Linked DNA regions of Homo sapiens: region 1 is linked to region 2. Evidence: chromatin loops called from intact Hi-C (ENCODE). Cell type or tissue: CD14-positive monocyte. All regions are shown on one strand. Links, peaks and the distances in the headings refer to the core of each region. The heading gives the core; the rest is flanking DNA.

The links. A loop is a pair of places that touch in the nucleus more often than their neighbours do. Peaks named below come from ENCODE experiments on the same cell type or tissue, not always from the same donor. Only the 100,000 strongest peaks of a DNase experiment are listed, where the experiment ranks them.
Region 1: it touches region 2 in a loop (2.6-fold over the local background); 3 of 110 quality-filtered maps call a loop at or near these places.

What each region holds. Positions count from the first base shown.
Region 1 is chr19:14,782,113-14,789,305 of GRCh38, reverse strand. No RefSeq gene overlaps it. Among named protein-coding and RNA genes, the nearest start is that of ADGRE2, 7.1 kb to the right of the region's middle. RefSeq lists an enhancer at 2,288-2,787 and a cis regulatory region at 2,552-3,003. In CD14-positive monocyte, for the core only: CTCF peaks have their summits at 2,641 (motif pointing right) and 2,840 (motif pointing left); DNase peaks (open chromatin) are centred at 1,965, 2,805 and 3,975; H3K4me3 peaks cover 1,928 bases; H3K27ac peaks cover 2,055 bases.
Region 2 is chr19:14,671,280-14,673,779 of GRCh38, reverse strand. The region is part of intron 1 of ADGRE3 (adhesion G protein-coupled receptor E3); the gene reads left to right. Among named protein-coding and RNA genes, the nearest start is that of ADGRE3, 2.3 kb to the left of the region's middle. In CD14-positive monocyte, for the core only: no CTCF peak of the experiment used is centred there; a DNase peak (open chromatin) is centred at 1,339; H3K4me3 peaks cover 1,675 bases; H3K27ac peaks cover 2,500 bases.

The DNA.
Region 1 (7,193 bases), core at 1,849-4,348, 110 kb before region 2:
CTTCTGAATTTTTTCTATGTTTTAAAATTATAAATAAAAGTGTCAGGAAAGCAAATGCATTAATTAGTTCTTAATTCATTAAGGGTATACTCTCATGAATTCCTAGACATCCAGATCAAATGCTTTTTTCTCTGCACAAAGTTAATTTTGTCAATAGATGTTTTATAAAACTGTGAATATGTATGGCTATAAGGTGATGGATTTAAAATCTAAAAATTAAAAATAAAATTATTAAAACGTTAGGAAAAAATGGAGGGGATCTCTACTTCTGCCTAGAAAATAGAAAATGAAAATGAGTATGGCTCCAAACCCAAGAATAAGAAAATCCAAATAAACTACAAAACCATTAATTTTCTTGAACCCATTAGAGAACAGAGGTAATGGGACAAGAAAGTAGCCTGAAACCAAAGGAAAGACAGGAGTGTCTAAAGAGAGACCATAAGGAGTAGTGGCGAACCTAAGGCAGAGCACAAAAGGAAGTTATCTGGGTGTCAATACAAGTGACTAAGAAGAATTCATCTAAATTTTTAATGAATTTAATAGCCCCAAGAGTGGTCACTGATGAAAGTATTAGAACTCTGCAGGAGTGCAAAGAATGTGGAGAGACTCTCTCTGAAATGCAGCTACATAGGGAAGAGCCACAGCTGAAGGTAGAACAACTATGAGACAAACAAACCCTCTTGCAAAGAGAGCCCTCACCCCAACACAAGACACCAAAGTAACACTCAAATAAACTGAAGCCTGGGGTTCACTGATTACAGACAGACTTAACCTGATTCCAGACAGACTTAACCTCCCACAAAAATAGCTTAGGAGAAATAATATAAAGATGTGCTCATTTCCAGTCATAAATAATACCTCATTGTCAGCTGCCCTACACAAATTGTCCAGCATTCAATCAAAAATTATGAAACACGGGCCAGCCACGGTGGTTTACACCTGTAATCCCAGCACTTTGGGAGGCCGAGGCAGGCAGATCACCTGTCAGGAGTTCAAGACCAGCCTGGCCAACATGGCGAAACCCTGTCTCTACTAAAAATCCAAAAAATTAGACGGCGTGATGATGTGCACCTGTAGTCGCAGCTACTTGGAAGGCTGAGGCAGGAAAATTGCTTGAACCCAGGAAGTGGAGGTTGCAATGAGCCAAGATCACACCACTGCACTCCAGCCTGGGCACAGAGTGAGACTCCGTCTCGAAAAACATTATGAAGCACAAGCAAAAGCAAGAAAACACAAACCACAGAGAAATCAGCAGAAACCAGACTTAGAAATAAACTAATAGGGAATTTAAAATAACTATAATTGGGCCAGGCGCAGTGGCTCACACCTGTAATCCCAACACTTTGGGAGGTCAAGGCAGGCGGATCACGAGATCAAGAGATCCAGACCATCCTGGCAAACATGGTGAAACCCCGTCTCTACTAAAAATACAAAAATTAGCTGTGCATGGTGGCACGCGCCTGTAGGCCCAGCTACTCAGGAGGCTGAGGCAGGAGAGTCGCTTGAACCTGGGAGGCCGAGGTTGCAGTGAGCCAAGATCCTGCCACTGCACTTCAGCCTGGCGACAGAGAGAGACTCTGTCTCAAAAAAATAAACTATAATTAATTTTTTTTAACTCTAGTGCAATTCTAGTTTATTGCATTCTCTTATCAAAACTCCTGAACCACGGGACACTGGCGCCACTCTGGCTGGTCCCTCCCAGCTCACAGTAGTCTCCCTCATTCTCTGACTCCCTCCAATTCCTTTCCAAGCTCTGCATTCTTCCAATTTCTCATACTTACTCTCATAGAACTCCTATTTCCTGGGCGCTCAGAACCACCAACATCCCAGCCCTAGATCCCTGAGTCCTATTCCTGGATTTCTGCAGGCCCCCGCACTGGGACCTCAATTTCGCTCCCTGCAAATGTGTGGTCTCTGACTTCCGGTATCGGAAGCAAGGATTTCCGGTTCCCACGCTCCTGTTGACAAAAACTTCCCGTTTTCGTTTTTTGAGGTTGGGCAACAGCACTATGAGAGGCCGAGGCAGGCAGATCACTTGAGGTCAGGAGTTCGAGACCAGCCTGGCCAACATGGTAAAACCCTGTCTCTACCAAAAATGCAAAAAATTAGCTGGGCATGGTGGCACGCGCTTGCAATCCCCGCTACTCAGGAGTCTGAGGCAGGAGATCGCTTGAACCCAGGAGGCGGAAGTTGCAGTGAGCCAAGATCCTGCCACTGCACTCCAGCTTGGGTGACAGAGACCCTGTCTCAAAAAAAAAAAAAAAAAAAAAAACCAAGCAAACAAACAATCAAAAAAAAAAAACGAGCTGACTCTGGACTCACGCAGGCCTGGTGTCTCCGATCCCAGCCTTGCCATTTTCTGGCTCTATGAACCTGGGTGAGCCGCATCGCCTTCCTGAGCCTCAGTTTCCCCATCTGTAAAACAGGGATTCACCCATTCACTGTTCCACAAATGTGCACCCAGGACCCACTGACACCAAGCGCTGCGCCCAGCTCTAACCTATATAAAGTTAAGGCAGAACACGAACATGGTTAAGTGCGTTCACCCCTCCCCCAGGCATGGAGCTGCTGAACTAGTTTTAGGAATGGGGAAATCAGAGCATGCGTGGACAGAGGGAGGACCACAGAGTGGACCACCCCCACTCTTCTCAGATTCCCCTCATTTGACCAAAAAGCCCGTCTACCAGGAGGTGGGACCCCAAGCAGGGTGCCCGGGCTTGGCATCCTAATCCGGGCCAGGAACTGACCCCAGCAGCCAGACAGGGGAGGGGGCTAAAGCTTGGGTTTTCCCACCTCCGGCTTCCCGCCGCTGCAGCGCGTGGAGCCAGCGCCATCTGTGGGCCGCCAAGGGGAGGTGCGTGCGACTGCCGGGGAAGTGGATGGTCGCCCCCGTTTCTCCCCGATCCGGGCGCCTCAGGCCCCCCAGGAGTTTCGGAAACAGCTCTCATCTCTTAAATTATCCTCCACATCCCACTTTTCCCAGTTGTCATTTCCCAGCTAGAACTCATCGTTCATGTATTATTTATGCACATTTATTGAGCAGCTACTGTGTGTATTGAGCAAACCTAGAGCATTGCTGTAGGTTTCGAGTACAGAGAAGAAACAGAACAGGCCTGGCTCGGGCCTGTAACCCCAGCCACTCAGGAGGCTGAGGCAGGAGGATCACTTGAGCCCAGGAGGTGGAGGCTGCAGTGAGCCATGAAGGCAACACCACACTCCAGCCTGGGCAACAGAGCAAGACCCTGTCTCTAAAAGTAAGAAGAGGCCAGGTGCAGTGTCTCGGCCAGGCACAGTGGTCACGCCTGTAATTCCAGCACTTTGGGAGGCCGAGGCGGGTGGATCACCTGAGATCAGCAGTTCGGGACCAGCCTGGCCAACATGGTGAAACCCCCTCTCTACTAAAAATACAAAAATTAGCCAGGCGTGGTGGCAGGCGCCTGTAATCCCAGCTACTCAGGGGGCTGAGGCAGGAGAATTGCTTGAAAACGGGGAGGCAGGGGGCGGGGGCAGAGGTTGAACCGAGATCGTGTCACTGCACTCCAGCCTGGGTGACAGAGCAAGACTCTGTCTCAAAAAACAAAATAATTAAAAGATAAAAAAAAATTCTGAGGGAAAGGTATTCCAGGTGGCGAAAACAGCACATGCAAAGGCCCTGAGGCTGGACTGGGCCTGGTATATTTGTTTGGGGAATAGTGAGGAAGGTGCTGTGGCTGGAGCCAAGTGAATGAGGGGAAGAGAGCTGGAGGTGACAGGGCAAATCACACAGCCAAGCCTTGTGGGCCTTGGGGAAGACTGGATTTTACTGGGTAAGGTGGGAGCCATAGAGGGTGCTCAAGGAGAGGAAGAGCTTGGTCTGAACGGATTCAGATGCTCACAGGAAGAACAGACGGCCAGACCAACAAGACAGCTGTCACAGATACAGGAAGAGATATTATATCTCCCTGCGGTTGGTTTTGTTGCTTTTTCCCATGACTCATGGGGAGAGGAACCAGTGGGGCGAGGAGCTGGGAGGACAGGCCACCCCAGACTTCCCCTTCCCAGGAGTCGGGGAGCCCCCACCCCACCATGTCCCAGGACACACTCGGGCAGGGCTGCCAGGAGTGTTTGTGTTTCACCCTCTCTAGATGGGTGGAAATGAGGTGTGGCTGGGGAGGTGGTGGGGTGGCCAGGAGGGAAGCTGGGTCCCGGAGAGGCAGGACCCGTGAAGGCATCGGGGAAGGGGGTGCCCCCTCTGAGAAGGCACAGGGGTCTTGCTGTCTCCTTTCTCTATTTGAGTATCAAAGGCCTGCTCAAGCCCGAAGCTAAAGGGAAGGTCAAGGGTGTGGGGGCGTCAGGCTGTGGGTGGCTGGGTTTAGTCACAGCTGTGACTGCACTGCCGGTAAGGACCCTGGAGGCTGGACGTCAGCCCTGCCAGGGTTGGGCAACATCCTGTTGGGGAAGTCTCTTCTAGTTATGGTTTTCGCTTTTCCAGCCCTACTCTGACCCTAGTGGGAGAATTACAGGCAGGGGAGCACAGGATGAACGCGCGCGTTACCAGAAACAGAAATAATCCCCTTTAAATTTTCCCAAGAATAGGATATACACATGCAAAAAATAATAATAATAATGAAAGAACTTAGACCCTACGTCATAACCATACACAAAAAGTAACTATATGAGGCCAGGTGCGGTGCTTCACGCCTGTAATCCCAGCACTTTGGGATGCCGAGGCAAGGGAATCACCTGAGATTAAGAGTTTGAGACCAGCCTGACCAACATGGTGAAACCCTGTCTTTACTAAAAATACACACACACACACACACAAAAATAGCCAGGGGTGGTGGCACACACCTGTAATCTCGGCTACTCGGGAGGCGAGGCAGGAGAGTAGCTTGAACTCAGGAGGTGGAGGTTGCAGTGAGCCAAGATCACGCCACTGCACTCCAGCCTGGGTGACAGAGAGAGACTCCATCTCAAAAAAATTAAATTAAATTAAATTTAAAAATAAACATAAGTATCCGTTTGAGTGTCTGCCTTCAGTTTTCTCAGGTGTATACCCAGGAGCAGAATGGCTGGATCACAGGGTCACTCTGCAAGTAACTTTTTGAGGAGCCGCAAACTGTTTTCTATGCCTGGAAAGAAGTGAAAGGGAGACCTCCATCCGAGGGACAGAGCCCTGGGGATGGGTTGATTCTCATCAATGCTTTCCCATCGTTTCTTTCTGGTACTGGCTGGGACCGTCAGTGCCATCCATGGCCCTAATTCTCGGGAACCCACAAGCCCACAACAGAAGAGGCCCAGAGGCATGCGGAGGGGTTGACCCGGGTGGGCACCCAGCCTGAATAAGCCCCCTTCCTCCCCTGGCCTTCCCCACCCATCGAAAGTCAAGGGAAGGATTCTGAGACCCCCATCCTCACAGTGCCCCCCAGAAGCCTGACCCCATCCTTATCGGGACATCGGCACCACCCTGCTCAGAAGATTTTGCAAAATGGGGAAGACACTGAGAGCTGCAAGAAGGTGATAAAAATGCCACCAAATGTCACACAGCGTTCCCAGCTCAGGGCTTCTTGTTGGCTGCCACCAGTTCCCCACCCCCACAGCCACCCCTGAGCTGTTCCCCTCCCCCACCCTACTCTCTCCTTTGCTTCCTCTAATCGCTTCTCCTTAAAACCTTTACACATTTTAAAATTCTTTTTTAAATATTTGTATAGAGCCTCAGGTTTATATAATTCATGAAACAATGTAATTCTTGGGACCATCGGTCTATCCATGATCAGCTTTATTTTACTTACTTATTTTCTGAGACAGAGTCTCACTCTGTGGCCCAGGCTGGAGTACAGTGGCGAGAGCTCACTGCAACCTTGAACTCCTGGGCTCAAGAGATCCTCCCACCTCAGCCCCGTGAGTAGCTGGGATTCCAGGCACATGCCATCACTCCTGGCTAATTTTTGCATTTTTTGGTAGAGATGGAGTTTTACCATGTTGCCCAGGCTGGTCTCGATCCCCTGGGCTCAAGGGATCCTCCCGCCTCGGCCTCCAAAAGTGCTGAGATCACAGGCATGAGCCACTCTGCCTGGCCGATTTTATCTTCCTTGATACAAACTCTTTTCAGAATTCTCTTTGTTTTTGCTTTGGTCCCTGATAAAATCACATGTGAATATAACCGCAAAACACCACATGCCTGCATTACATGGCGTTACGTTAAACAACCATCATTTTGGCTGGGCGCAGTGACTCATGCCCGTCTCTACTAAAAATACAAAAAAATTAGCCTGGCGTGGTGGTGTGCACCTGTAATCCCAGCCACTTGGGAGGCTGAGGCAGGAGAATGGCTTGAACGCGGGGGGCGGAGGTTGCAGTGAGCCGAGATTGTGCCACTGCACTCCTGCCTGGGCGACAGAGCAAGAGACTCTGTCTCAAGAAAACAAAACAAAACAGCCATCATTTTAGGAAACATTCATATGTGGAAACTACTATGTGTATTGTTCACAATTTGCGGGAATAAAGAACTTTGCTTTGCAAAAAATATGTAAATTAAAAAATAAAAGGGAAGGAAGGCATACCCATGAGCCTCCCTCATCACCAAGAACTGAGACATGACCTTGTTCCCATGCTCCCATCTTTATCTTGCTGATTACCACCACTCTGAATATTCTTTGCACCTTATTCCTTTGCTCAGTTACTTATTTTTTTATTTTATTTATTTTTGAGACAGGGTCTTGCTCTGTCACCCAGGCTGGAGTGCAGTGGTATGATCACAGCTCACTGCCACCTCGAATTCCTGGGCTCAAGCCATCCTCCCACTTCAGCCTCCTGAGTAGCTGGGACCACAGGTGCGAGTCACCACACCTGGCGAATTTTTTATTTTTATTGTAGAGATGGAGGTCTCATTATGTTGCCCAGGATGGTCTCGAACTCCTGGGCTCAAGCAATCCTCCCGTCTCAGCATCCCCAAGTAGCTGGGATTACGAGCATGAACCACTGCGCCCGGCCCAGCCTTGTTTATTTTTATTTATTTATTTATATTTATGTATTTTTATTTTATTTTATTTTATTTAGACGGAGTCTCACTCTTGTCTCCCAGGCTGGAGTGCAGTGGCGCAATCTCAGCTCACTGCAGCCTCTGCCTCCCGGGTTCAAGTGATTCTCTTGCTTCAGCCTCCCAAGTAGCTGGGATTACAGGCACCCACCACCATACCCGGCTAATTTTTGTA
Region 2 (2,500 bases), core at 1-2,500:
GTGTAACAAAATTACACTTGTATCCCATAAATTTATACAAAGAAAATAATGATAACCAACATTTTTGAAAACTCACTATGCACCTTACATGTATTAATCTGTTGCATCATCAGTATGCTCATGGGGTATCCTCATCTTACAGATAAGAAAACTGGGGCACAGGTTATGTTATTTGTCCAACATCACACAGCTAGTAAATAAGAGAGCTGGGATTTGAATCCAAACCATCTGTCTCCAGATCTTTGCTATAATGCTCCTCCCACAGGATCCTTACTGGGATCTTCTGTTTTTCTACTCCCTCTCCCTATGGGAATCTCCTAATTCCATGGCTTCAACCACCATCTCTGTACGGATGAAATCCCATCCATCTTTCCAGCTCCAGATGAATTAACAATATTGATAGTCCCAATATCAATCAAAGCTTACATTTATTAAGCAGCTACTTTAGCCTGGCATTAGGCTTAAATTGCTTTACATTGTCACATAGCATCTGCACATTACAGATAAGAAATTGCATCATAGAGAGGTTCTGTGAATTTCTCAAAGCCTCACAGCTATTCTGCTGCAGAGGCAGCTGATAGGCTGTAAATTCTATCAAAATAATACAAGCTACACTTAAATCCTAATGCCATGTCTCCCTCACCTTTGCAACCCCTAGCATAGCATCTTATATATAAGAGGTGTTTCAGTATATGTGGAATCAAATGTGAAAGAAGCCTGCCTTTTTGCAACTGGAGACAGAGTCCTCCACACTTCTGAGGTGGATTATTAGTGAATTTTGGTTATCCAGGAACTTTTAGCCCATATCACTGGATGGTACAGGCAAGGGTGATGATATGAGCATTGGGTCAAGAATTAGGATTCCAGGGTTGGGCATGGAGGCTCATACCTATAATCCCAAAGCTTTGGAAGGCAAGGCGGGAAGATTGCTTGAGCCAGGAGTTCAAGACCAGACTGAGCAACATAGCAAGACTCTGTCTCCAAGAAACATTAAAAAAAAAAATTAGCCAGTCATGGTGGCACACACCTGCAGTCCCAGCTACCCTGGAGGCTGAGGTGGGAGGATCGCTTGAGCTCAGGAGTTCAAGGTTACAATGAGCTGTGATTGCATCACTGCACTCCAGCCTGAGCAACAGAGCTCAAATGATAATATAGGCAGCAAGCTAGAGCAATTAGGCAAAAAGAGAGAAAGAAAAAGCATCCAAATGGGAAAGGAGGAAGTCAGATGGTGACAGAGGCAGCCAGTATCAGTGGAGGACTTCCTGCCTGACATTGTGCTCTACACAGTCCCTCATTTAGGTCATCTCCAAAACCCCACAAAGTAGGTCATACTGCCACCCTATTTCACATAAGGAAGCTTAGAGAAGTTAAACAACTTACCCAAATTTGCCCAACTAGTGTGCCAGCCACTTAACCCCAGGGGACCTGTTTCCTCATCTACAAAATAAGTCAGTGGATGATTTCTAAAGTTTCTTAGAACTCTGGGATTCTGACACACCGATGACTCTTCAGAAACCCTAACTTAAGACCTTTGCCCAAATTAGTGAGTACAGGCTTGCTGGTTAGACTAAAGACTAGTCTTAAGGAAACATGATGGTCCCCCAGACTGCCTGAGTTTTAGGAACAGGGTAACACTATTCAGCCATATGGTTTATCAGTTGGCCCTGTGAGCTAGTCATCATTTGGGCAGGCGTAAGGTTTGTGTGGCTGCTACACATTCATGTATATACAAAAGAAGAAAGTGCCTCACGCATATAATGCCAACACTTTGGGAGGCCACAGAAGGAGGATCACTTGAGGCCAACAGTTCAAGACCAGCTCGGTCAACACAGCAAGACCCAATCTCTACCAAAAAAATTTTTTTTAATTGGCCACAAGTGGTATCTCATGCATGTAGCCCAGGAGTTCAAGGCTACAGTGAGGTATGATTGCACCACTGCACTCCAACCGGGGCAACAGAAAAAGAACCTGCCTCAAAAAAATAAAAATAAAAATAAAAAATGTAGAAGGAAGGGGACTTTAAAGGAAACATCAGCCTGACATTAAGCCCAGCTGAGAATATTCAAAATGTTCTGTGAATGCAATTGCATAAGTAACTGATCACAAACCAGACCTGGCATCTTCTTGGGGGAAGGGTGAGAATTACAGGAAGAAAAATAACAGTCCCCCCAGAGACATCCACATCCTAATCCCTGGAACCTGTTAATATGTTACCTTACATGGTAAAAGAAACTTTGCAGATGTTGATTAAGATAAGAATCTTAATATGGGGGTAGTACCCTGAATTTTCCAGGGGGCCTAATATAATAATCACAAAGGTCCTCTTAAGAGGGAGGTGGAAGATCAGGAAGACGAGAAGATGCTGTGCTGCTGGATTTAAAGAAGGAGGAAGGGTCCGTGAGCCAAGAAATGCAGGCAGCTTCTAGAAGCTGGAAAAGGCAAGGAGACAGATTCTCCCCTAGAGCTTCCAAAAGAAACCAGCCCTACTAACATTCTTGAT